7 separate regions of the Homo sapiens genome follow, and regions 2, 3, 4, 5, 6 and 7 are each linked to region 1. Evidence: chromatin loops called from intact Hi-C (ENCODE). Cell type or tissue: MCF 10A. All regions are shown on one strand.

Region 1 (4,000 bases):
CTGTCCCTATGAGGCTGAAGGGAGCTGGGGAATTTATTACCAATTCTATCCCTCATTGTTGAGAGCTATCTCTGGGACTGGGACTATGCAACAGTGTCTTCCAGACTGCTCCATGCATAGGTGAAGCATCCTCGGAGGATCATATGCATTTGGGCTTAAGGATGCAGAAAGCCATCAGCACATACTTGGCCTATCTGCAAGTGACTTCCTGGTATGGCCAAAGGAATATGAGCAAGACAACGACAACAGTGAATACAGGAGTGCAATGCAAGTCTTAAAGTTCCTTGACCATCTTGTGCATTCAGACAGAACCAAAACCAAAGGAACCCACCCAGGGAGGACCTATCCTAAATTAATTTCTGGAAAAGGATACTGTACCATCTTTCCCGGTAACTCATTCCAAAGCTTATCGGACTTTATAACATCTCTATTTACCATCAAAATCCCTTTGGGTGAGATCTTTTCTTCTACATTAATTTCCAACGGAGAGAAAGAAAGAGTAAGGCTGACAATATATTTTCATTCATAAAATAAAAAGTATAAAAAAGGACATGGCATGGCTTTAGACCCTGCTAGGTATGCAGAAAAGAATGTTCTTTGAGCTTAAATGTTCTACTCTAAAAATGTAAAAACCTATTTGAAAATGCCTACCTTCAAATACGTTGACCCCTCTGTACAGGACACACTCTAGACATATGCTTCCAGAGTTGTATTTTTGGAAATACTAAAGTTTTGCACAACTATCTTCAAGTTGACAAGTTTACACTTCAAAGACAGAATGCACACCTGAGCCCTTGAAGGCAAAAACCAAACAAAAGTCCTTAACTTTTATGAAATACCTTCTTTCCACTCTTTCCCATTCTTCCAGAGAGAGCTTTCATTTTATCTTAACATCCTTCTGTCCAAAGGCAAAAAAAAAAATTCCCAAATCAATTCATAAAGGCAAGAACTTTTATCCACCATCCATTTCTAAATAAAGAAGGAAGGAATACCAAAGCAAAACAACCATACCTATTATAATTGCTTTCTTTGACTTCTAGCCAAAACTTCTTAATAGGGACAAGATACGGTAAGTGACAAGGAGATGGTAGAATCTGGCTTTTATTTAGAATGTTGGTTAAGCCCATTTGCAAGTAGGCATCTTTACATCTTTTCATGTGGAGGGTTTATTTTCTCTATATTTGGGCAGAGCCCGCTGAAGTAACCAAAAACCACTACCTCTGGGGAGGAGCTGTGATGTAGACCAGAGAAAGTCTTAGTCAAGGTAACTGAGGCCAGAGATCCACAATGAAACTGTACTGTATTATTTCATTTTTCAAACTTACACATTCTCCTACACCCTTTTCTCTGGATATGATTTATGTTCAGTTGATTTTGTTACAGGTCTGGAATGTTTACACAAAGGCTTAATAGACATTTACTTTGGAAGTTACATTGTGAGATAGAATCAAGGAATTGGCCCATTGCCGAAGTCAGAATGGGAGGCCACCTGGAAGTTAATGATCACTTTGCAAAGACCAGGGGCCTGTAACAAAAGGTTCTAGAAAAGTAGAGACTTCATGTAATAACACACTGTACTCAGACATCCATCTTTGGAACGACTGAAGAGAAACCAATGTTTCATAGAGACATCTACCGATAGAGACGTCCAGGACACAATTACTCAATACTTTCATACTTTAATGTCATATTTTGTGCTCTACTTTACAGTTTATATATGCTTTTATGTAACATTTAAAATAATGCTATCCAAAATGATTCCTATAACCCCATTTATCAGATAATCTGCTTTACATATTTCATTCATGCTGAGTTTACCTTTGAGGCAAATATAAAAGAATTATGACTTTCACTTTAGAGATGAGGAAACTGAGACTCAGAAAGGATCAGCAACCTACTTGCTCAAGATTACATCATGCATAACTGGCAAAAACCACAGTCCCTTCAGTAATTTCACCACTATTCTACGGTTGTTTTGTTTAAGCTATTACTTTTTCTATGATTCAACGGTACCCACAAATACTTATCAAGAAGCATTAACATCACCAGCCTGAGCATAGTGGAGGATAAAAGTAAATGTAATCTCCTTGAGATTATAACCTAATTTGGGAGAAAGGCCTATTTCTTGAAGTGGCTTGTTTTTATATTCAGCGATTTCTTTCTAAGAAATTCTCTGTAATACACAGTGCATCGACAACTAAACAAGTTAATATATGTTAAATCCTTCCATATGGCATAGTATGAAAAAGAATTAATGCTTTAAACAAAGTGCTCAAAGGAATGCTTTTTTAATTTTAGTTTTTATTTTAAGTTCTGTTGGAGGATGTGCAGGTTTGTTACATAGGTAAACATGTGCCATGGTGGTTTGTTGCACCTATCAACCCATCACCTAGGTATTAAGCCCAGCATGCACTCTCTGTTTTTCCTAATGCTCTCCCTCCCCGCACCCCACCTCTCAGCAGGCCCCAGTGTGTGTTGTTCCTCTCCCTGTGTCCATGTGTTCTCATTGTTCAGCTCCCACTTATAAGTGAGAACATGCAGTGTTTGATTTTCTGTTTCTGCATTAGTTTGCTGAGAATAATGGCTTCCAGCTCCATCCATGTACCTGCAAAGGACATGATCTTGTTTTAAAGGAATGCTTCGTAATAAAATGATACTTGACAGACATCTGAAGAAGGTAAAAAAGCAGTCTATGCAGGTATCTGGAGAAACACCAGTTCAGAAAGAGCAAACAGCAAGAACAAATTTCCTGAGGTAGAAATATGTTTGGCTTCTTCACAAACAGCAAGGAGACAAATTTGGCTATAGCAAGACTAGGAAGAGATTGTGTAGAGGAGAGATGAAGGAAGCCTGTTCATGTTGGACCTTATATGCCATAGGAAGGGATTTGACTTTGACTCTAAGTAAGATGAGATGCCCTTGGAAGATTTTGAATAGATGAGTGACATGGTCTGGCTTTTGCTTTAAAAGGAATCATCCTGGCTTCTTTGTGAAAGAGTATAGAGGAACAAAGGCTGAAACAGAAATACCAGGCTTGAGAGATGGCAATGGATGTGGTGAGACATGGTTGGATTCAAGATGTATTTTGAAGATAGTTTTCATGGGATTTTGTGGTGAATTGGATGTGAGGTGGGAGAGAAAGAGAGGAGTCAATGATTTCTCCAAGTTTTTTCAGCTTGAGCACCTAGAAGGATGGAGTTGCCACAGCTGAGATGGACAAGACCAGGGGTGGAACAGATTATGAAGGTTTAATCAGAAGGTCACTTTCTATCTCATGAAGTTTGAGATACCCACTAAATACCCAAGTAGGGGTATTGAAAAGACATTTGAATGTATAAATATAGAGTTTAAATGAGAGAGCTGAGATGGAGATATAAATTTAGGCATCGTAAGATATTTAAAGCCATGAGACTGAATGAGATCATCCAAAACATGAGTGCGAGTGGAGAAGAGGGCCAAGATCTGAACTGAGAGTGGGAGAGCTCAACTTTTAAAGGTTGAGGAGGTCAGGAGAAACCAACAGAGAACATCAATAAAGGAGTCAGTGAAATAGGAAAAGAATAAAGAGAAAAGAGAGGATATGTCCACAATAAAAGATTTATGAAAGAAAGCCCATTGTGGCTTAATTCATAATACCCCCAAGATGAGAACAACACAAATACCCATCAGCAGGAAAATAAATAACCAACTAATGGGATATAAGTCTTACAAGGGAATAATACTCAGCAATGCAAAAGAATAAACAATTGCTACCCACAACAACACGGATGACTCTCCAGACATAACAAACCAGATACAAAAGAGGACCAGCCTGGCCAATATGGTGACACCCCGTCTCTACTAAAAACACGAACATTAGCCTGGTGTGGTGGCGCACCTGTAGTTCCAGCTACTCGGGAGGCTGAGGCAGAAGAATCGCTTGAACCCAGGAGGCGGAGGCTGCAGTGAGCCAAGATCGTGCCACTGCACTACAGCCTGGTGACAGAGCAAGATTCTGTCT
Region 2 (4,000 bases), 310 kb after region 1:
TCTGAGAGACCCAGAGATTCGGTTTATGAGACTCAGAGGTTCAGTTTTTTCACTTCCTTGGCTGGACAGTTTTGTTTTTTTTTTTTTAAATTCTGTCCTATATATCAACAGTGAAAGGAAAGTAGTTTCAACAAATGGTTAGACCATCAGATGTAAATATAAAGTGAAACTTGACACCTACCTCACGCTATATACAAAATTTAATTTGAGATGGATCACACACCTAGACAAAAAAGCCAAAACTATCTTCCTGATCTTTGGAATAGGAAAAGATTTCTTAGGATCCAGAAAGCACCAAATATTGAGAAAAATAGTTGTAAAATTGTTAAATTTTCAAAATTAAAAATTTCTGTTAACGAAAAAAGCACCACTAATAAAATAAATAGGTATGTTACAGACTGGGAGAAATGTATTTATGTATTCAAAAATACATGTATCTGGCAAAAAGGACTGGTACCCAAAATATGTAAAGAACTCCTACAAACTGATATTTTTAAAAAAAGCAAAACAAAAAACCTGAGTTTGAATAGACACTTCACAAATAGGATAAATGAATGGCTAATAAGAAAATGAAAAAAGTGTTCAATATCATTAGTCATCAGGCAAATTAAAATTAAAACCACCAAGAGATACAACTACAATACCCACCAGAATGACTACAGTTAAAAAGACTGACATAACATGAAATGTTGGTAAGGATATGGAACAACCCAGACTCTCATACTTTCCCAGTGGAAATGTAAGATGGTCTAACCACTCTGGCAAATGGGTTTGTCAGTTTCCTGTAGCTAAACGTACATTTACTTATCAACTGAGCCAATGATTCCTTCCCAGGTGTTTACTCAAGAGAGATGAAGTATATGTGCACACAAAGACTTGTATGCAAATATTCATGGAAGTTTTATTTATAATAACCCAACGTGAAGACAACCCAAAAGTCTACAACAAGAGAACAAATTGTGCCATATTCATGCAAGGGAACACTACTCACCACACTACCGATAGACTCAACATGTATTCATCTCAAAAACATTAGGTTGAGCAAAAGAAACCAGACCAAAATAACATATACTGTATGGTTCCATCTATATATAATTCTAAAACAGCAAAATCAACGTGTGATGAAAGGAATCAAAACAGTAATTTCCCAGGGGGGTAAAAAACTGGGTGAGAACTGTCACAAAGGAACTTTGTATGTGATAAGACTATTCTGTATCTTGATGGGGTATGTTATGTATACACTGCAATCAGTTCCTTTCACTATATTTAAATTATACATCAATAATAAACAATTTTTAAACACTGTGTAAAATGCACTCATACTTGTTGGCAGTTATTTAAAATGTAGGTATTACGTCCCTGAAAATGTGTGGGAGACCCAAATGAAGTTTACCAGGTAATAAACTGTGAAGCATGTTGAAAGATGGTTTCCTACGATGTAAAAGAGTGCACTTTAGTGTGTTACAGTTTAGTGTGTTGCAACCAGCATTTTATTTTAATGAAAGAGAACTGAAGATAATATTAGAATGCAATACAAAATATCAATGTGTCATATGGTTAGATCAAGAATTGTTTTGTGAAATGTAAGTAAGTGTGTACTCAGTTATGATGGAAAGCCTATTTCTTATTGTGGGTTGTAATAAAAAATGTTTGAAAACCACTCAAGTATACTGTTAAAGTCCTTCTCAACTGTTGGTTACAGAATTTAACCTTTAAGGAGTATGCTGCCACCAGGTGGAGGTCGCATGCCACAACTACAGGATCTTAGCCACGGAATATTAACCTTTCCTGTGCCATGGACTTATTTAGCCAACTGTGAAGCTGATGAAAGTTGCTCAGAATAATATTTTTAAATGCATGAAACACAACACATAGGATTAACAAGAAAACCAATTACACTGAAGTACAGTTATCTTAACGAAAGAAAAATTTGAGACATAGGAATGTATGTCCTTGTTTATTAAGGCATTGGGTCTTGTCACATAGTGATGGATCTAGTACTACTACAAATCTGAAGTGGCGATAAGCATAAATGATATCTTCATTATCTGCAACAACCTTAATGTAATATGAAAAGAGCTATAATTTCTAATGGTGACAAATACTGCTAATATTATTCATATTTTGATTATGAATCCCACGTTCATAATAAAAAGGAAAACTAAATTTACTAGAACTTGATCACAATAAAGACGTAACTTTTTCCCATGCAAGTTCACTGGCCTCTGAATTCAATCACAGGCCCATTGAAGTTCCAAGGATTCTGGAATAAAAGCCCTTCCAAAGCGGTAAAACATGTCTCAACACATTTTATTGCAGGTTCCTACAGGTGCTCTTTCCTGATTTTTTAATCTAAACCAAGTTCACTGCTACCTTTTCATTAGCAAAACTAATTGTTTTTTTTTCTTGTAACCCTCCTACCACCGCAAAACTAATTCTTTAAAAAAAAAAAGGGGGTGGGGGGAGGGGAATCTTAAGCTTAAGCAACTTGAATTGATACTGTAACAGCAGCTTGCTGAAGAATTAACCTAATAGTAAGGTCCAATTTGGTATTTTTCTCACCATTTTGTGACTTTGATCACAAATAACCTAGTCTAAGTTTGAAAATAAACAGATTGAGTAGAATGTCTCTTTTTAGAAAAATAAATTGTCAAATCTTACTGTGGTGAGCAGACTTTCCTGGGGTTTCTGGAAGCCTCCACTGTTTGGCAGGCAGTCCCCTCCCCCGCAGGGGGCTCTCCCTCTGCAGCCTGCAGTTCTGAGCTCTCTCAACTCCCTCCCACACTAGGCAGAGGTATTCTGCCTTTCCAAAGTTCCCTGCTCTCAAAGCTTTGCTTCTTGTCACTCATGAGAAAACAGAAGTGAAAAAAAAAAAGAAAAAAAAAAGAAAAGAAAGCTTCTTACACTGCCAGCAGCACAGCCTCCCTTTCTCCTCCTCCTAATTAGGAGAAGGTTATTTCTAGTCTCAGAAGATCAACTCTCCAGCTTTCTTCTGAGAGAAGCAACATGGTAACCATCACTTCTTTCTCAGCCCAGAACTGGTCACTCTGCAGAGGCCAAGCCACCTCTTGAGCAACCATCAGGCTGCTAGGAATAGCTTCACATTGCATGCACTGGGCTGCGAGTCCCCCAGCCAGGGTCTGGTCTGGCTTCTATCCCCTCCACCCAGAGGATTCAGCCAACAACAGGGGTGTCACCCCCAACTCCTCCCTTCCCCTAACCCTCCAGAATCAGTCACGCATCTTGTCCATTTTAATTTTTTAGAGCGTTCTCACACACACTTCTCTCTTGCTCTGCTGCTCCTATCTTCTCCCACTTGGAAGATTACAGTCACTTCTGTTGGTGTCCTGGATGAACCCTCAATGCATATCTGGGAAATCTCTAACCTATAAATCGGATCAGTCCACTCCTGCTGCAGCTCAGAGCAGCAACTCACAAGCTCTAATGAGGCCCATGTCTTTGTCTCCTGCACCTGACGTTTTCATCCTTGGCTTACATTACAACTTGCCTCGCTGCTTCCATGCTTGTTGAGATCCTATGCATCCTCGAACCCTAGCAGGAGTGTGGTCAACTCTGTGAAGCTATTCTGAACAGTTTCTCTTTCCCTGCTCTGGACCAGCCCATTCTTCATGTGATTATTTATTTCTACATTAAGTGACTGGTCCATGTAGGGCCCCCATCCTAGGCTATAAGCCATGGAGACAGGTCTATACCTCTGCCAATCTTGCATCCCCAGTGACCAACACACTACCAGCCCTCAGTGAATACTTAATATTTAATGAAAGGAAGACAAATGAAAAAAACAAATGACAGAACAAGTTAGCCCCAAGAATTGGGCAAATCACAGCCTTGTCTGCAAAGGGAGAGCTCTAAGCCCTTTCCAGGGACCAAGCCGTTACTATTCGGCCCAGTGCACTGATACATCATAGAACAACTTCCTCTCTCCCTATTCTGGAGTAGCGACAACTCTGCCATCAGCAACAACAAGCAGTCATTTTTC
Region 3 (4,000 bases), 410 kb before region 1:
GGAAAGAAAGAAGGAACCAAGGAAGAAAGGAAAGAAGAAAGGAAGGAAGGAGAAAAAAGAAAAAAGAAGGAAGGAAGGAAGAAAGGAAGCAAGAAAGAAAGAAAGGAAGGGAGGGAAAGAAAGGAGGGAGGGAGGGAGAGAAGGGAGGAAGGAAGGAAGCAAGGAGGAGGGGAGGGAGGGAAGAGAAGAGGGAGGGAGGTAAGGAAGGGAGAGAGGGAGGGAAGTAAGGAAGGGAGGGAGGGAGGGAGAAAAAAAGGAAACCAGTTTTTGTTGTTGTTTTTGAGGTGGAGTCTCGCTCTGTCACCCAGGCTAGAGTGCAGTGGCGTGATCTTGGCTCACTGCAACCTCTGTGTCCCGGGTTCAAGCGATTCTCCTGCCTCAGCCTCACGAGTAGCTGAGAGTACAGGTGCCCGCCACCACACCTGGCTGATTTTTGTATTTTTAGTAGAGACAGGGTTTCACCACGTTGGCCAGGCTGGTCTTGATCTCTTGACCTCAGGTTATCCACCCACATCATTCTCCCAAAGTGCTGGGATTACAGGCATGAGACACTGAGCCCGGCCAAAACCAGTTATTTTTTTCAGCCACTTTGCAACCCATTTTGAGAATATACTGGCAATTACACTGTTTTTAATAATGTTGTAGCCACACATGGATAAACTGGTTCATGGTTTACTTACAGTCCGAGTCCCAGGCAACTGTGGATACCTTTACAAAGTTTAAACCCTCTCCATATCCCAAGTGGTATTTTTACTTTTGCACTGGAGCATATAAGAAAAGGTAGGATATGGCAGAATTGCATAAGAATCACCTGGGCGTTTGCTCAAAATTCCGACTCCAAGGCCTCACTGAAGATCACCAGAATCTGAGAGACCTCCAGGTGTAGGCTGCACTATCACTGCCTCCTGAAAGGTCCTGTGGGGTGAGGATGGTGATTAAAAACTGGAGTCCTCAGCGGGACAGCACTAACCTGCCTCCAGTGTAGCTAGTTAACATCTGTAGATTTCACTTTCTTCTAACTCTACGAAGACAAGACCCCAAGTTCCTGTTATACAGAGAAAGTTGTGATTTTGTATATATTTTATTCATTTTGCTTAAAATCCTAAAATCTGACAAAAGGAAACAGGAAATATTTTATTATGGCCTACTCCAATTAATCTAAAGTGGGTTTCAGCTTGATTAAGATAACTTGGAGAGTTGGTTAAATCTTTGTCTTGCCTGAGTAACTTGCATATGTATATTTTCTAAACTTTTGGACATGAATTTCAAGTAGCAAATTCTATTCATCTTAATGGATTCTTTTCTTGGAAGATGTCAGTGGTTCTTCAGAACATTCCACACGAACTCTGTGTCCAAATCATTAACAGCAGTTTTTACTATGGGCACATAAGACAGAAATAAATCTGTTTTAATTACCTGTTTGGATTCTGATACCACGGCTGTTTGCCAAACCTTACTGATACTTCTTGTATTACCTCTTTGAACATATCTGGTGTAGAAACTGGTGTATCTCTTTTGCAATCTCTATAGGATACTATGCACGAATCTACAGTAATGATAGGTACTGCGTCATTTTTGTGGAGTCTGTCTGGTGAAGAAAGTGTCCTTGGAGCCGGTTTTATTTTCTTTGTCACTAGATGTCACTGCATACACAAGTGTGCTACTGTCGCCCAGGGTAATCTGAGCCCTGATTGCTGGGAAAGAGGCAAAATAGATTCTGGAAGCCTTCACTGTGATCCTACTTGGAAGGTATCTGCACTTTGGATCTCTTTGAGGCTTTCTCACAATCTCATTTAATTAGGCTAATCCTCCCTAATACTTTGTCATTTTACAGATTGTGTGAAATCTAATTTAAATATGTGCAAATCTTTTGCTATTCAACGGGACCTTTGCATGGTGAAGCCAAATGTGGTAAACGTATCTTTATTCAATGTTTCTTTCTGGTTTGGAATTATAAACAGAATGTAAATTGACTACTTATATGCTACCTCTAATTCAAGGGTATATCCTGTTAAAACACCAATTTGTTCTCAATCAGAATGAAATACTCAATAAGTACTTAAAATTGCCTGCTTGCTAACCAATCGCATTACATATCTGCTTCAAGCTATTTAATAAAAAAAAGCTTCAAGTAAAACTTGCAGTCCTTCTATCTCCAATGTTCTTGCAAATTCCATGCTTATATTTGCATCTATTGGGGCCCGAGGTATGCTTGCTTAGGAAGAGGACCCTTATCCATGATTTTTCCTGGCCTGGTTAGCTGTGTTTGCAATATGTGCTTGAGAGATTAATTCAGGTTGATACTACAGTGTTCTAGAGAGGCACATTTACATCTTCACTTTTTATTCTTAGCCTCCAAAAGGATTTGTGACAATCTTTTCATGAAGAAAATCCTTCCGGGTCAGTAGTGGAAGTTCACCTCCATATTTTTATTCACCCAGATACCATGGAAACAGCAGTTTTACCTAAGACAATTAGCATTTAGAATTCTCCAACTCTCTTCTTAATCTGCAGGACCAGACATGAGCAGATATTACTGGATCTTGGACAAGTGGGTCTCTAAGGTAAGGCCTTGAACCCTTGCTTGGGATTTCATCTCATAAATAAACACAAATAAGTTATTAAAAATCCAGGTTATAATCCCAAGTGTTTGGTGTGGTTTGTGGAAAATGTGCACCTCAGTTTCCTCATTTATGAAAGGAAACTGAGAAAATCTGCCTTTATGTACCTCATGATGTTGTTAGGAAAATCAAACAAGATAATAGGTTCGAAAAAAAATGAAGACCATTATATAGATTCATACATCATCTTCCTCTCTCTTGTAATTTATTTGTAACACATGAATTTAAATAGATTACAACAGTGGTGAATTCATATCACTTTCAAAAGTTATCTTCCTTTTTGAAAGTTAATATTTTAGCCAGTAATTAAACATAATTAGTGACTTTGTGATCAGATGTTCATTTTCTTCCACTTAGCCAACGGGCGGCATGTGGTGAATTAAAATAGCAGGTGGAATTTTAGAACAGGTGACAGGTTCCTGAGCACCCACGAAGGTTAGATTCAGATGATGGGCGCAGCTTTTCTTTAGTATAGCAGAAACCTTGGGATGCCTGGGATGAAGACAAGGGAGAGCAGAGTAGGCAGAGAGCAACTGCCACCGTAAAGCCTGGACAAGTCTCAGAGCGATAAATCTGTTCATTTAGGGCCCAACATGAGTTTTTCTTTCTGAGAAGTATAGCCCAAGTTATGCAAATCTGTTAGATATGAAATCGCTCTTACAAAACAGCATTTGGATGAGTCCCAAGTAAACAAATCAGACCCACGCAGATCAAATTTTCATTAAAATGCATGATTTTAAGAATGGGGTGGGGGAAGGAAGCTGAGAAATCAAAGGTGACTTTAACTACATCTTAAATTCAGTTTTTGCCCCAAGTCTATGTTCTATACAGCTTTCTGTTTTTCTTTTTAAAACGCCGATCCCACCAAATAAGCTAATTGCGCTGATGACAGCACATTTGGTAAACGGTGGCCTACAGACCTCAGACGGCTCCTCTCTGCCTTAGTTCAGATTTCTGTGAGCACCACAAGGCTGAAGGGATCCTCTAATTATGGGTGGGATTAGTGCTCAATAGCCGATGTGTTGCTCTTCGTGGCTTGCAGCCCTCGTGGTTTCTCTGCTCCTTATGGTCACTGTGGCCACCTAGAAATTCTTTTCAGGAGCATAATAACCGGATCAGCTGCTGCAGGCTGGAGCCCGGCGGAACAAAGGGAGGCGGAGGGTGCTCCCACCGGCCTCTGCCTGCTCACAGATCCCAGCGGGCACCCCCGGGGTCACAGCAGACAAAACCAGAGTCCAGCCCCATTTGATAGGGCTCCATCCCACACGACCCACTGCCCCTACTTAAGGTCTGGGGGATAGGCTCCAACAGCGTGCACTATTTGCCAACAAAAGTACTAGCAGTGGAAAGAAATACACACCCAGGCACTACAACACACA
Region 4 (4,000 bases), 140 kb before region 1:
AAACCCAGAGATACTTCTTCCAAAATTTACAGTCTTACTATTTAAGACTGGCAAAAGCAATCTTTGATGAAAGAAGTTGATCCCAAACTGTAGCCTGTTTGAGAATTACCTGGAAGGCTTGTTAAAACCTGTTAAAAGCCCAGCCCCAGAATTTCTGGTTCAGTAAGTGTGCTTCTCTCAGAGGTCCTCAAGTGATGCTTATGTTGCTGATCCAGGGACCACACTTTACAAACCACCGTGGTAGGTTAATGGGCACTGGTTTCCCTAACACTAACTCCTCCATTCCTCCTCTTTCCAACCGAGATGGTAACAGGCCCTTCTTTGTAATAAAGATTAGGCAATAACTCCCTGATTTTGAGACACAGAAGGAATTGCTGAATATAGGAAGGGGGCCTGCCATTGTTGGAGACTTCTAGTTCTACAAGAAACAAGTTTGGCCTCTGAAGACAGACTGTAGATTTGTGAAGAGTATTCCTGCAGAAACCCCCTCTCCCAGCCACAATTCACCAAGAGGATGCCTTCTAATCTCCAAACCCTTGAATGATGTAAAGAATACAAAAACAGGGGAGGGGAGAAGGTCCCACTGTAGTGGGAATTCTGAATATTGCTGAGAAAATTGTGAAAGTAGATGGAGATTATCTGGGGAACTCACAGATGAAATTCTGGGTGGCTCCGTGCCAGAAAAAATAACCCATTACAATTAAAAACAAGTTAAATCAAACTGTCTGGGCTTAATTGAGCCTACTCTGAAAGTTTCTCTTCAACAAACATGGTGCTTTCAGTAGGTGAGAATGAAATTGTCCAGTCCCTTGAAACTAATTTAAACCCCCACCTCTTCCACCCTTCAGGCAAGGGATGCAAGGCTTTTTCTGAGTGAGTGGATGTTGCAAAGTGAAGAGGACAATTCCAGGGATTCAAAATATCACCCAACTCATACACAAGGCAATACCTACTTGTAGCCAACCAATATCAGACTTTGTTATAATTGCAAGGGCTAGTTCCATGGAGATGCTACAGAACTAGCAGCACATATGTGATTGCAAAACCTAGTGCTGACATTGTACTAACACACATACACACACAACTCTAGAGCAATGTCTGAAAACTAACTTGGGACAGTTGGGAAAATGGTTTCCAGAAAAATCTCAGGAGACCTGAAACATCTATGCAGATAATCAGTACCTACCACTTAAAAACTCATCTTATCCTTCTTGTTCACGTCTTATTTCTCTTTATTGTTTTCAAGTCCTGCTTTATATTAATCCAATGACATCTGTGCAAAGGAGTCAGAGGAGTCATAGGGAGTGAAAGGTGGCCAGGAAGACAGCAATGCTCAAAGGCCACTTGGACTTGGCTTGAGCCCACATCTCCCCTGAGGCCTCTATTCATGCCCATACTCCTTAGATTCTGAGCACATGCATGAACAGGCAGACAAACGCTAAAGGCCATAAATAAGCTAAGATTAATAAAATTTTTTAGAGGAAATGGAGAAGAGTGAGAGAAAGCTGCATGTCTTCAAAATCAGAGAAGCAAATAAACAGAACTGTTCTGCCAATGTTTGCTTTCCCCTCTGGCTGTCAGAGGTTGCAGCCCAGGCCTGAACTTGCCGGGACGAGGGTGGCTCTTGGTGGCTCAGCCTGTGTCCAGAGGATTTGTCGATTAGTCACAAACTTGGTCTCCCTGTGTGTCTGAGAAAGAGCCATGACTCATCTTGACAACTGTCAGTATATTACCTCAAATGGGCACAGGGAGAGATGAGCAACCTGGTGCCGGAAAAGAACACAAAAGGGCTGATGCCACTTCCTGCAGTATTTCAAGGTTTGGGCTAGAAGAGTTTATGTGGCAAGAATGCTAAGCTGGGAGCAGCCCCGCAGAAAATGACCGCGTCAGCACACTCAACATCCTGCCATTCAGACGTAAGAACGGGCGATGTTAGCTCAGAGGACATGAAATTTATTTCCATAAATAAAAATGTTATGTTTCTTCACATTATTCACTTTCCCCAAACAGAAATTCACACTTCAAAAAATTAGCTTTTGGTTTTAGAATTCAGTCAATTCTGCATACTCGACTCTAATATTATGATTTTTAAAAATGTACATCTACGACCCAGCAATTCCACACTTAGGAATATTCCCAAGAGAACTGCGTATATGTGTTCACTGGAAGATATGCATTAGAATGGCTCTAGCAGCATTATTCATAATAGCTCTAAATTGGAAATTCTCCAATTGCACATCAACAGTGGAACGGATAAATGATTAGTGTATATTCATGCCATTGAACTACTACACAGCAATGAGAATCTATAACCACATACAATGATATGGATGAATTCCATAAACACAGCTTTCAGGAAAAGAACCCAGACACTAGAGATTCACCTCATATAAAAATAAAAATAAGCAAAACTAACCTATTCTGCCAGAGGTCAGGAGAGAGATTACACTTGGTCAAGGTGGAAGGAGAGGAAAAGTTTCAGGAAGGAGGGGCTGAAAAAGCTGCTTCTAGTTCTCGATGTTGGTTATACATACATTCAGTTTGTAAAAGCCATCAAGCCATTTGCTTATGACAATGTCACTTCTCTGCATGTGTGTCATACTTCAATACAAAATAAGTACATTCATGCAAAACACCTATTCAGTTGTCTTTGTCAAGATTTGTAAACTAGAATGTGAATGTAGTAAGCAGTGCAAATAAATGCTGGGAAAATTTGCCACATAAACTATTCTGCTCCAATTGTCACATCAGTAAAATGGAGCAAAAGGACACGTAGCACACAGGGTTAGTTCCCTGCACAAATCATTGTCCTTTTAAGTGTCTCACACTGGCGAAGGAGCATCTTCTATCATAAGCTCCGGGAAGTGATGCATCTTTTTGCCATCCACAGAAAAAGGAAAGGACCATGTGGTATAGTATGTCTTCCTCCCAAGTTTTCCTAGGGAAAAAAAGCTACATTTATCATGAATGTCTCTTTCTTCCATCCTTAGATCCCACTCCAAAGATTAAACGTAATCAGGGGAGACATTCAATCAATAGAAAACTCATTTTGCCTAGATAAATAACAAATGGGTCAACTGAAACCCATAAATCATTGCTTAAGCCTCAGCCAAAATTGATCAGAGAAGTCTTTTCCCAAAAAGGAAAGCTTTCTTCTCTTTAAAGGGCAGCATGCTCTGGATAACAACAAAACTCTTTGACTAAACCTTCACATGAGGATGTGTTTCTGTAGAGATAGCCTAATGGAGTTGGTAAAAGGCCCACTATCCTTTGATAAGAAGTTCCAGGACTAGTGAATCACATGAATTATTTCAAGTCTCTATAATTAAAAATTCCACATAATTGAAGCATACCATTTTAAGCAAAAAAAAAATTTCACTTTAAACATGTTAAATGAAAATACCTCTAAATTATTTCAGGATTGATATTCATTTGCAAATATCACCTGGACATGAACCCCAAGGCATTAAGGACTTTTTGAGTTCAAAGCCTTAAAGGTGGCTAATCGAGCCAGGGCAGGAGGCAATCCTAAGGTTCTTTAGGCTATTTTAGCTCTTGAAATAAAATCAGTGAAAATCATAGATATAGTGGCCATGTCTTCCAATGCTGACCAATTATTGCCATAATAAGTAGCTATAAAGAAATATAAGAGGTTGTCAACTCCCACATTTTCCTTCTATAGGTGAAACAGAAGCTAATTGGTGAGCTATCCAAGATCATTCAGTAACGGGTGGCAGAGCAAGAATTAGAGCAAGGTTTCCTAACCTCCAAATTAGCCTCCATTCTGCCATAAGACATGGTCTTTCCCATGAGTCTATGAAATATTTTCCTGGACCCAGAGTGCAGAGCAGGTGTTCCCCTCAGCCTGCACTGTGGGGTAAAGAAAGAATAATGCTGGCAGAACTGGCAGAAGTGGACAGGGGGAGAACCACTATACCCCCAGACAGAAAACCAATGCAATTCTCAGACACATAGACCTCTTCATTTAATGAAAATGGAT
Region 5 (4,000 bases), 100 kb after region 1:
AGAAACTTCCAGATTAAAATAAAAGAAAAAACAACTAAAGACGTGTTAACTGAATGCAGCATGTAGTCTAGGACTTTCTTTTGCTATAAAATATTTATTTTTGGACAGTCGGGGAAGTGAATGAAGTCTATGAACTGGATAATAATATTATGGCAATATTAATTTTTTGATTTTGGTAATGGTACTACAGTTATATAAAAGACTGTCCTTGTTTTTAGAAAATATGCACTGAAATGTTTAAGATATCATGTCTGCAACCTATTGCCAAACAGTTCTGTGGGAAATATACATTATATATATATATATATATATATATATATATACACACACACACATACCCAAGAACTGTTACATATATGTGTGTGTGTCTATATACACACACACACACATATATATATATATATATATATAACATATATATGAAATAAAGAGGGAGGAAGGGAAAAAAGAATTGGTAAAATGCAGAATGTGGGTATGAAGCATACACAAAAATCATTTGTACAATTCTTGCAACTTTCCTGTAAGTTTGAAATTATGCCAAAATACGAAATATATTTTTCAAGGAGAATCCATCATGTTATTATAATTCTCAGTTATGTGTTAGGATTCTCAGTCATGTGGTCTTGGGGCCTAACTTGCTTTTTAAAAACTTTTGCCAGTTGAGTAGCAATCAAGCAATGCTCCCAGTCCTTCACAGTGTGAGGTCCTTGCTTTGAAAGAGTCTTTGCCTCTGATTCTTCTTTGCTGAGATGGCTCCTAGGGGGAGGATAGAACCGACCTACCAGCCTGTAGTCACCTCAAGAGGACCCACCATTGTGAGTATTCTAAACAGAGCTTCCCGTTCTGAAGGCATGAGCAATATTCAACACTTTCACTCAAAACTTTGGTTGAGCCTGTTTAATTTGGCTTTCCTTTAGTTTTACTCTGCTATGCTTGGATAACTGTGTGCATCTATTTACAGCTTTCCCTGTTGTCTGAGAACGTGGCTTTGAGACAGTGTCATAAGCCATTTCCAACACAGATGCTAATGATTTCTTTACATTAGCTGCTCCCCTCCACTTCTCCTGAAGGTCATCTGTGCCATGGGATGTGGGCTGGTCCTCTTCATTCCAAGCAGCTCACCCAGACTGCTTCGCCTGGCCTTTCTTCCGGCAGCTATCATGGTAAAAGGCTTGACACAGCCCTGTTCAGGCTTGTCCGTGTGCCAAAATCAACATACAATACGTACTTCTGGGTTTTTTAGAGCTGACCCCAAAATATCTATTTACCCAGACGTTGACATTCTCATGAGTAATAGGCAAAGCTCCGAGGACATGCTGTTGGTGGCAGAGCAGAATTCAGAATTCCACTCTGAATTGTTGAGTTGGACGGAGACTTGGAGATCGTCAGTTGCAACCATATCATTTTAGAATAGGGAAAATGGGGCTGTAAGGGGTAAATAACTTGCTCATCAAAACTGGGATTAGAACCCAGGTACTCTGTCACCTGGATCAGTTTCTTTTGATTCTACCAAAGGAATGAATGCACTTGAGCGAAATGGCCCCGGGAGCCTGAGTTATTAGGTGGGTGATGGCGAAGGCAGCCTCCCAGATACATACTTTGGGATTAGAGACAACAACGTTTCCAAATCCTTTTTTCAGATTCCTACACGAAGAAACCTCAAACCCAGGATTCAAGCCAAAAACAATGATTCTCAAGTTCCTATGAAATCCTGGATGGATGTTGAACTGGGCAACGTACTAGCTGACTCCCGTGGCAGATGCGAGCCTCAACAAAGCTCCAGGGCTGGCACTTCAAGGGAGCGGAGGTGTGTGTTTGAGTCTGAGTCACATGCAGTAGGCCATCTGCTCTTATCAACAGGATGAGTGAGTGTAAAGGAATATGAAGGCCATTTCTGAAAAGCAATTCAAAATTATATGCCTCCTATTAGCCTGACTCATGCGTTTCTCACAGCCTATAGAAAAGCTTACTGAGATGCTTTACAGAGAAACTTCCAGAAACTTACAGAAAAGTATACAAGAACAGGGATATTTCACTGTCTCTTGGGCCTAGGACAATACAAGGCAGTCAACACTATTGACTCATTCATTCGTTCACTTATTTGTTTCTTTATTTGCGTGATAAATAATCACTGATTTCTACTTCGTATTAGGTGTCAGGCTGTATTACAGCAAGGTGCCACCCTCAAGGAGCTCATAGAGCTGGTACAAACCCTAAGTAACATATGTATTATAAATATATATGTGTGTGCATACACACACACACAACTGAGTTGCCTTTTCAGTAATGTTTGTAGCAGCTCTAACAATAAAAAAGGGCAATTCAATTGAATTTTGACCAAAAGATATGCATAGGCAGTTCAAAAAAAAAAAAAAAGAAATGCAAAGGCCAGCTAAACACATGAAAGGGTGTTCACGTAGAACACCATACTAGAACAGTTTAGAACAGTGAGATACCATTTTTAGATATCAGATCTGCTGAAATTTAAAACACTGACAATATCCAGTGTCTACAGGCTCTGGAGAGCCAGACTCTTCAAACACTGTTGGCACTGGGAATATAAATCGCGATACAATTTTGAGAGCAGTAGCTATCAAAATTTTTAATGTAAGCACCCTTTAACCCTTTATTTCTGCTTGCAGACATCCTTCTCAAATCCATCTCAAGTGGACATTAATTCCTTTCCTTGCCACACAGCATTCCTTCCTCCTTCTAGTGACAAGAGCAAGGCTAACTAACACTGGGGAATCACTCCCCTTCCCCATGTCCAGTTTATGTCACAAGGCATGGCATATGCCTAGTCCTAGCCTATGTTTCTCTCTTTTTTTTTTTTTGAGAAGGAGTCTCGCTTCGTTGCCTGGGCTTGAGTGCAGTGGCGTGATCTCTGCTCACTGCAACCTCCACCTCCTGGGTTCAATCCATTCTCCTGCCTCAGCCTCCCGAGCAGCTGGGATTACAGGCGCCCGCCACCATGCCTGGCTAATTTTTGTATTTTTAGTAGAGACGGGGTTTCATCCTGTTGGCCAGGCTGGTCTCGAACTTCTGACCTCAAGTGACCCACCCATCTCAGTCTCCCAAAGTGCTGGGATTACAGGCATGAGCCACTACACCTGGCCAGCCCTGACCTATGAATGGATTACATCCTCCAGCCACAATAATTAACCTAGAGGTGGGCTTTTGATACAATTTGGGAACATTTCCTTGGGCAACTAAGAAAACTGCCCTCTGTTTTCCAATGGCCTTGGAGTTCTGAGGGTAGAAACCTGGAGCTCCTGGCAATGAAAAGGAAAGACCTGGAGAATGACACGACATGGGGGACGGGGGGGTGGGGGGATCAGTCCCTGTGACACTTCTTGAGCCCTTGGTAACTGATTCTAAAACCAGATCCACCCTTTCACCACATAAATTTGCTTTTGCTTAAGCTAGTTGAGGTTGGGTTTTCTTTTTTTTTCTTTTTTTTCTTTATTTTGAAATAGAGTTTCATTCTTGTCACCCCTGCTGGAGTGCCGTGGCAGGATCGCTCACTGCAACCTCCTCCTCCTGGGTTCAAGGGATTCTCCAGCCCTAGCCTCCCAAGTAGCTGGGATTATAGGCACCCGCCACCAGGCCTGGCTAATTTTTCTATTTTTAGTAGAGATGAGGTTTCACCATGTTGGCCAGGCTGCTCTGGAACTCCTGACCTCAGGTGATCTGCCCACCTCAGCCTCCAAAAGTGCTGGAATTACAGGCGTCAACCACCACGCCCGGCCGAGGTTGGGTTTTCTATTGCTGAAAACTAAAAAGCTCAAACAGACACATTCATCTACAGGATGGCCAGCACATGTGTGCAAGATATATGCACTCACATAGTCATTGCAGCATTTTTTTATAACAGTGGAAAAAGTATCAGGACCCTAAGTGTTCATCAATAGGAGAAATGTTTCAATAATTATAGTATATCACACTATATTATGGAATCTAAGGGTATTGTATTATTGAAAAAAAAACAAGTCACAATGCA
Region 6 (4,000 bases), 62 kb before region 1:
AACTATGATGAGGTAACTGACCCATGTTTCCCAGCACATGGGTCTTCTTTCTGCCCAGCAGAGGTTTCAGGGTCCATCAAGCCAGCCATCTGCTCTCTCTCCTGGACCTCCTTATGTTCAAGGAAATTAGGCCATCATGAGCTGTGCGGTCTTAGGTCAGAGAATAAACTGTCTTTTTGTATGGAGTCCTACACACATGTCTGGGGTGAAGCCTCCAACATCATTAGCATCATACTCATAGACAACTGGCTCTGACAGCTGACAGTGAGTTATAGCAAATACAAGACTAAAAACTGGGAAACCTAGTAAGCATGGCCCTCTTCAAAGCTGAGCCATGTGGCAGTTCTTTCAACAACTGTACAAGTCTCAGTAAAGAGAAGCAGACAGTGAGAGCTACTTCCTAATAAGGACCATTGAGTTCTTAGTAAGCAGGCTGTGGAATCAACCCTTTCTTCTTAGCCACTCACCAAACTCAAAAGACTGTGAGATTTATGAGTTTTTAATTAGCTTTCATTGCATCATTAGTACCTTCTCCACTACTGCAAAGCAGAAAGGTATAATTTTATAGTGTTTACTGATCATGTTATTTGATTGAGGATGACAGCTAGCCTGCCTAGCATTCTTAAGAGCTGAGGAAAGGATTGTGAAAGCTCAGAGTCAGGAGGGGTGGGAAGGGAGACATCAGGGAAAAGCAAACACTTTTAGCTCCATATGCATGAAATCACTGACTCCTAGCCCATTCTGTTTGGAATAAAAGATATTAGCATGGCCTGTCATAGGACTGCCTTCGTTTATTAAAATAAATAAATAAATAAAGGGGGGTGGAGAAAGAGCAGGGAAGTGAAACATTTGCAACAATGATTCATTTTATATCAAATCATAGGTCAGATGTTGCCAGAGACTCAAGTCACACCCACCATAAATACAAACCAGACACCTCTGTCCACTGGACCTCTATTTAGACTCAAAGAGCAGGCACAGTTGTCATGTCTTACTGAGCCCATACACACACCTTGCTTTCTTCACCTGTGAAATGAGGGGTTAAAACTAGGTCCTTCCTCAGATGTTTTCCATCACTAATCACTAAGATTCTGGGATCCCAAAGCCAATATCCAATACTTGTCTTCTCCATGCCAGTGCCTGTGCCAGGAACTCTTACCAGTGCCATGAGTCCCAATAACCCTGGAAGGTTGGCATCATTCTAAACCCCGTGTTATTAAAGAAGAAACTGAGACTTACGTGGGTTAGGAGCCTTGCCAGGTTCTCTATTTCTCACAGCCAGGTGCAAGATGACCAGGGTGGGCAGCCTTAGGCCCCACCCACACCTACTGAATCAGAATCTGCATTTAACAAACCCCCCAGGTGATATGTACCCATGTTAATGTCTAAGAAGCAGTGCCCTAGGTCACAAAGCCACTGAATGTCAAAGCCAGAAGGCACATTCGAATCCTCTGATGCTGCATCTTGTACTTTTTCTACCCATACCACATCCATGATATCTCCTTCCAGAAGAAACTTATCCATTTAGCTCTTCTTATCAACCCTGGTCAGGATGTCATGCAAATCTCAGGATACCCTCTGCAGTCTTTCTCTTGGTATTATTTAAATCCATCAGGCACTACCAGAATAATTCCCTGGATGGTTTGCATTCTGCTGCCACTCCTGCATAATTAAATTAAACTTTTTAAAAATAGATTTAGGGGGTACAAATGCAATTTTGTTACATGGCTATATTACATAGTGCTGAAATCTGGGCTTTCAATATAACCATCACCTAACCATGGAATACTACTTAGCCATAAACTAATCATTAATCAAAAATGATAGCATTGCCAGTGGCCTTGGAAATAATAGATAAACCAACTTTTCAATGACATCAAGAATAAGGCCTAAGGATACAACCTAAAAGAGAAGCAAAGATTTTTTTATGTCTCTTTTGCTGATGATAAAGCAGCAAAGAACCACTGTGGGTACCAGGAAGATCTTTCTTTAATGAGGCTTGTCTTTGGCTTCTCTCTTGATACTTTGGCTTAAAAGACATCAGAGGGGACCTCCACTGTTAACAGTGATGGTCTCGAGACCCCCAGGCAGACCAGCCCCCCATTAGTTGGGTTACTCTGGAGTTGTAAACACGGTGCTCTCCCAATCTGTTTTCCAAGATGAACTGTATATAAAGCATGTGTGTGGCAGGAGATGATAGCACACTTGAGGCTTTCAGCAATCGATGTTTACAGACTATAATGGAAACCACAAGTTTCTTCTTTAACTCAAGTCAGTATACATTCCTTCAAGCCGCAGGCAAATTGGAGCAGGGAAGGGGGTTGGGAAGGCTTCACAGTGAGTCATCATTTCACATTTTTTAACAGCTTAATGAACATCCAGAAATGCCGCATTAGCCAGCAAAAATACAGTCCTTTTTTTCTCCCATCAAATTCAGCAATGACCGTATTTGGACGTGGGATTCCTTGAGCATCTACATTAAGTGACTTCCCTTACAGAAGGTAAGTGACTAAATGTCTAGTCTGCCACACAGTTACAAGCAAAAGCATATGAAGAGCCCATAACTAAGTTAATAACCTGCCTTGAAGTTAATAACCTGCCCTTGTTTTGCCCCAAGTTTGGGAGCAGGGAAACATTACTTCTAGGTTCCATTAATCCCCTGAAAAACTCAGCCCAGAGTGCTTGGAAAAGAAGACAGAATTCTCAGATCTGCAGAGCAGCTCTCAGCCAAGATTCATGGTGCTAACAGACAGATGGTAAATAAAGCTGGGTTCTAAGGCTACAGCTGTGTGCCTCTGCATCTCTCAGATCTATGTGTGCGATCATTAAAATTTTTTAGATCATCTAAAATAGCAGTCTCTGTGTAACCTTGGCAACTTTGCTATTTCTGACATTCTTTTATATTTTATGTACAGAGGTCACATGCATAATGTGGGTAAAATAATGAAAAATGTGTGTGTTTGTGCATGGATATTTTAATGCTATATTATGTAGTCATTAGTCTTTTAATGGCTGTTTGAATTAAGAAGGTAGAAACTGAGTTTTTTTCCAAGTTTCGTCCTGAGGCTCGCATAAATTGTCTTTTGTCTTTTCACGCTTTTTTCTCCATTTCGCCTTAATACTATAGGCCATATGCTAGCACTCAAGCCAACTACAAGATCTGAAGGATTCTACTTGTCCCATGAATCAAAATTTGCATTTTTAGATCACCTGTGAGAATTTTGCATGAGCCTGAAAGGAAAGAGGTTTTGAATCACTCAGTCTCATAAGAATTTTGTAAGATTTTCTTGAATTTACAAAAAATAAACTGCAAGCATACTATTTCTGGAATGATAGTAGGATATGTAACCTTGAAATTTCATGGACACTTCCTCATATCCCTACAGATTGTCTTTTCAGCTACCTGCTATTTCAAAGTAGTAATTCATTAAAAGATTGAATTATAACTCCTGTAATATTTGTGACAATGGATAAAAACATTCCCGTTACATAATTTTATATGAATTAAATTGAAGTCCTGCTCAAAAGAATCTGAAATTCTTTTGATAGGTGCTGATAGAATTAGAGATTTTAAAAGTAAACACATTTTTAGTCTGCTTTTACTTCATAAATTACTCTAAATAAAGCTGATTCAACCTTTTTTAATTCACCTAACAAAAAAAAGGTTGTCTTTGTATATTTATCACTCAGTCTTGTTAGAACATGTTACTAGTTAGCATAGTTTTCTGAGGACTACTTCAAGATAATTTCATAACTTTTAGCTCAGTTTTCACATTTTTTTCATTTTTCTTGAGCAAGAAGAAAAGAATCAAGTCAGGAGTCCTATGCATTATGGGGCCCAAAAGGGAGGTTTTAAATATACACAAGTGATATACAAACATATTTGTCCTTTCATTCATTATTTATTCTTTCAGTAGATACTTACCGAGGATCTAGCACCTGAGTGCTACACCAGGTGCTGGGAGACTCTGATGTACGAAATTGACAGAGACTGGGTAGC
Region 7 (4,000 bases), 150 kb after region 1:
AGAAACAGCTTAAGTAATTGGATTGGTATATGGGATTGAATGTCTGACAACAAAAGATAGCCATCTCTATTCGACCACCAAATCTTTGTTCCAGCAATGAATTCATTTAGCAATGTGCTTAGAGGCTCCTGAGCCTGGGCAGAAATAACAGACTGGGGACACAAAAGCTAGGCCAGCTGATGAGCCCAGAGACAGAGGCTGCGCAGTTCCAAAAAGTTAATTACAGTGGACAAAGGCAGCAGACGATGACTTGTTGAATCATTACTATAATCACATTACTGCACTGCTCTGAAGTTCCCAGCCAAGGTGGCATTGCTGCTTCTCATTCTGCCCATGTACTTCATACTCATTTGCCACCTGCAATTTACTGTGTGTGACTTCTCAGTTGACATGCTTTTAACAGCTCAGCTTGTTTGTGTATGCTAGACATTCTTAAATTTTTCATATTTTTCTATCAAAAGAGCCTGATAGGAGAAAAGTGTTAAAGTAGCTGGTACAGAAAAAGTTGGTGTTAAAATTATCTATTTGTCTCAAAATTTGTGATTCAGGAAAGCACTATCATGCATTAGTGCAACTATTGCAACATAATTGCAATATCAAAATCATATATTTATGTATATAACTTTAGAAAGGTCTAAGTAGGGTTAATATAATATAAAACAAAACATCGATTTACAGCTTTAGGTAGGTCTAAAGAAGGTGAATATAAATCAGAATATTGACATCTAAAGCCCATGCTAGGGTGAAAAGTATCAAGGAGTGCCCATACTCAGTGATTCTGAAGCAACATTATTAGTTAATAGTTTCCTAGAAGTTTTGACATGGTTATTTCTTGACCACTGGGTATTCAGTTTCCTCAGCAGTGTGACATAAATTATTTTCACTTTTAACTTCTCTGGGACTGTTTTGGTCTGTCTGGAAAACATACCAGTCAGCGAGTGAGAAGAGCATCTCATTTTATAATAAACAGAGATGGTGGTACAATAATCACAGCTAAAACGGTAATAACACAGCAGCAATAATAATAGTAGAAGTGGTATTATTAATTAATAATTATTTTAGATAGCCAACTTAGAGTGGATTCTAAATATTTCTAAAGGAAGGTCTGATTTAGCCATACAACATTCTGTAAGAGGACTCAGGCATCATTCTACATTAAAATGGAAAGAAATAGCAAAGCCAGGGTGCCTTTGCTTTCTCAAACAGTGGCACCAAAGAAGCCCAAATACAAATGTCTTGACATCTAGTCCAACACTCCATGTCTTTAAAAAGCATCTTTCCGCCAAGATTCCTTGCCCAACTTGGCAAAGATATAGAACCAGCTTCATAGTCCAAATTGTGACTTTGGATTGCAACTGAAAATACACAATCATATTTTGTCCAAAGTTGGCATGTTTTTCCGTTCCCAACTTATCATCCTGCCAAATGGAGAACGTAGTCGCAAATGCTTGGAACTATAACCATAAAAAAAGGTTGGAATATTTCTAATCAGGGATGAACATATTTTTTTATTTTAACATAAATCATGAAGAGAACCTTAGAAGGATTTTTGCTCAGACCTTCTTGGCAGAGATTTCTGGGGGCTTTGCTGATGTTTTTGAGGAGAAATGTTCAGAGGAAAGGACACTGGTACGTTTCCAAGCCAAGCGGTCACTCCTTTGCTGGGAGCAGGTGATTCCCGCATCCACACAGCCTCCAGAACACACCACGTCTGTGACCATCACATTCCACAAAACTGACGTTACCTTGATAAAAACAGGTCCCCAATTCAACAAAACATCCCAAACACCTGCCTAAATGCCTTTGTCTCTTTTTTGTTTTCTAAAAGGGACTGAAGTTGCAATCGATCTGTACGTCTGGCAATCAACTGCAGGATATTTGCCGTATCCCTACACACAATCCCTACACACACGCGGAGCTTAAGTGGATCCTGCGCTCTACAGAAAGCTCCTCCACAGTGCGGTCCGTCGGGGCCTCCGAATCCCCCTCCAGGCCTCAGGCTCCTTCCGTTCCCACCATCCTTTCCTCATTCCACATGCCCTTCCTGTACTGGATACAGCTTTTCTTTTCCTAGGACTACGTATTTCTTCCATCCTCCCCAGGATCATAAAGCCCTCAAGGGTAGGGATGGTGAGGTTTATGATCTTCCCATTCCTCACAGTGCCTAGCACAGAGTGGCATCCCATCAGTGTGTCACGGACCCATTAGGATGGACTGAGAACATGAGACAGACAGAATCTGTTGTACTTAGGTACAACGTGAATAGGCATTGATGACTTGCCTTCGAGGTCAACGTCAGTTTACCAAGAAAATAATAGGCTTTCAGTTCCAGTGTTTGCAGTCTTTCTAAATCATCCAAGGTGTGACTGGAACATGACCACAGCTTTGTATAAACCCCAAACCTGACAGCCACTCACAGTGTTACAGGAAATGTGTGTCCACACATAGACATACAAAGCCTCTGTCTTGGAGCGGTAAACACCCGCGGCGTCTGTGACTAACGGTGAAATCACTTCTGTGCCGAGCCGACGCCCTGGCTCCTCTCGCAGTGCCACTGGGACAATACAGGTAGGCATGACATGGCTGAGCACAGGTGGACGGATGTCCCGTGGCCTCAGTCATTTCACATGTCACTCTTTTCTTACCTATCATTCTCAGCCTCACCCCCTGCCCCTGCTTGGCCACGGAAGGCTGCTGCTTTTTGAAGGTATTCTGGAAAATCTCTGATCAAAGGGTCTTTCCCAGCTTCTTTGTAGCTCCTAGTTGGTGCTGGAATGAAGTCCTACCAAGAGCCAGGCTGATTTCTGCCCCTTACTCTTCTGCCTGGAGCATTCCCAGGCCTGTTTTTCATTATCAAATTATCTGTCCTTCCCATTGAGCACATGGTCCAACATAGACACAGTAAGTTGGCAGCCTAAAACACACAGGCCACACTGGGCCTGCAAGGGGATTTTGATTCTTCTTGACACTATTCGTTTGTTTCATAAATTCATCACCAATGTTTTTAAGTCAAGAAATTTTCTATGTCAGTTCAGATGTCTAACCTCTTTTTAAAAATTGGAAGGTTTGGCCACCTCTGGTTGGCATTTCTACCTGGCACCAATCAACTGAAGCTGAGAAATGGCTGTCTTTTTAGCTGGGGAAGCAGCACTCCACTTCTCCACTGTTCCCATCCATCCCCACTGTCCCCATCCATCCCCACTGTCACACACTTGACCATCCCATGAGCTCACATATGTACCTTGCATGGCAGAGACGGGAGAGCAGTTCACAAAACATGGTTTCTCTTTCTGAACACACAAGACTATATATCCTTATTTGTACACCCATGGTTATAGAAGCATTATTCACAATAGCTAAAATGTGGAAAAAACCCAAGTGTTCACTGATGGATAAATGAATAAGCAAAAACGTGGTATAGACACACAACACAGTATTATTCAGCCTTTAAAAGGCAGGAAATTCTGAAACATGCTACTACCGGGAAGAAGCTTGAGGACGTTATGCTAAGGGAAATAAGCCAGTCACTAAAAGATGAACACTGCATGATTCCACTTACAGGAGATACTTAGAGTAGTCAAAATCATACAAGATAAAAAGAGTTCTGGAGATGGACGGTGGTAACAGATGCACAACATTATAAATGTGTTTAACACCATTGAACTATATTCTTTAAAATGGTTAAAATGGTAAATTTTTTGTTTTGCATATTTTATCGCATTTGATTTTTTTTTTAAGATTATAGTCATATGACTGAGCTCTGGCCAGAAGAATGTGTATAGCAGTGACATGTGCCAGTTTATGGTGAATGCCATAAAATTTCTCACATGTGATTTTCCATGTTCTTTTCCTCTCCATTTGATGCAGTCAAACCACATGTTGAATATGGCAGAACCATCATATGGAAAGATCCCAGGTTGGAAGATCCACTTGCTGACTAGAACAACTTTAGATAAGTAAGAAATGAAAATACTTCTATTATGTTTCAGCCATTATGCAT

Evidence for each region. A loop is a pair of places that touch in the nucleus more often than their neighbours do. Peaks named below come from ENCODE experiments on the same cell type or tissue, not always from the same donor. Only the 100,000 strongest peaks of a DNase experiment are listed, where the experiment ranks them.
Region 2: a loop joins it to region 1, with 6 times the contacts of the local background. A loop is called at or near these places in 6 of 110 quality-filtered maps.
Region 3: it touches region 1 in a loop (7-fold over the local background); 9 of 110 quality-filtered maps call a loop at or near these places.
Region 4: it touches region 1 in a loop (5-fold over the local background); 3 of 110 quality-filtered maps call a loop at or near these places.
Region 5: it touches region 1 in a loop (4-fold over the local background); 5 of 110 quality-filtered maps call a loop at or near these places.
Region 6: a loop joins it to region 1, with 3 times the contacts of the local background. A loop is called at or near these places in 8 of 110 quality-filtered maps.
Region 7: it touches region 1 in a loop (2.6-fold over the local background); 6 of 110 quality-filtered maps call a loop at or near these places.

What each region holds. Positions count from the first base shown.
Region 1 is chr20:10,859,236-10,863,235 of GRCh38, reverse strand. No RefSeq gene overlaps it. Among named protein-coding and RNA genes, the nearest start is that of LINC01752, 110 kb to the right of the region's middle. In MCF 10A, no CTCF peak of the experiment used is centred here; DNase peaks (open chromatin) are centred at 1,455 and 1,915.
Region 2 is chr20:10,551,284-10,555,283 of GRCh38, reverse strand. All of the region lies in intron 2 of SLX4IP (SLX4 interacting protein), which reads right to left. Among named protein-coding and RNA genes, the nearest start is that of MIR6870, 96 kb to the left of the region's middle. In MCF 10A, a CTCF peak has its summit at 1,735 (motif pointing right); a DNase peak (open chromatin) is centred at 1,733.
Region 3 is chr20:11,271,898-11,275,897 of GRCh38, reverse strand. LOC339593 (a long non-coding RNA gene) reads left to right here and starts at 2,515. Exons shown (of 2, transcript NR_038972.1): 1 at 2,515-2,564. In MCF 10A, a CTCF peak has its summit at 1,641 (motif pointing right); a DNase peak (open chromatin) is centred at 1,647.
Region 4 is chr20:10,999,698-11,003,697 of GRCh38, reverse strand. No RefSeq gene overlaps it. Among named protein-coding and RNA genes, the nearest start is that of LINC02871, 25 kb to the left of the region's middle. In MCF 10A, no CTCF peak of the experiment used is centred here; a DNase peak (open chromatin) is centred at 1,727.
Region 5 is chr20:10,759,176-10,763,175 of GRCh38, reverse strand. No RefSeq gene overlaps it. Among named protein-coding and RNA genes, the nearest start is that of LINC01752, 8.1 kb to the right of the region's middle. In MCF 10A, no CTCF peak of the experiment used is centred here; DNase peaks (open chromatin) are centred at 1,195 and 1,755.
Region 6 is chr20:10,921,444-10,925,443 of GRCh38, reverse strand. No RefSeq gene overlaps it. Among named protein-coding and RNA genes, the nearest start is that of LINC02871, 100 kb to the left of the region's middle. In MCF 10A, no CTCF peak of the experiment used is centred here; a DNase peak (open chromatin) is centred at 2,303.
Region 7 is chr20:10,704,575-10,708,574 of GRCh38, reverse strand. No RefSeq gene overlaps it. Among named protein-coding and RNA genes, the nearest start is that of JAG1, 33 kb to the right of the region's middle. RefSeq lists an enhancer at 1,905-3,104. In MCF 10A, no CTCF peak of the experiment used is centred here; a DNase peak (open chromatin) is centred at 2,444.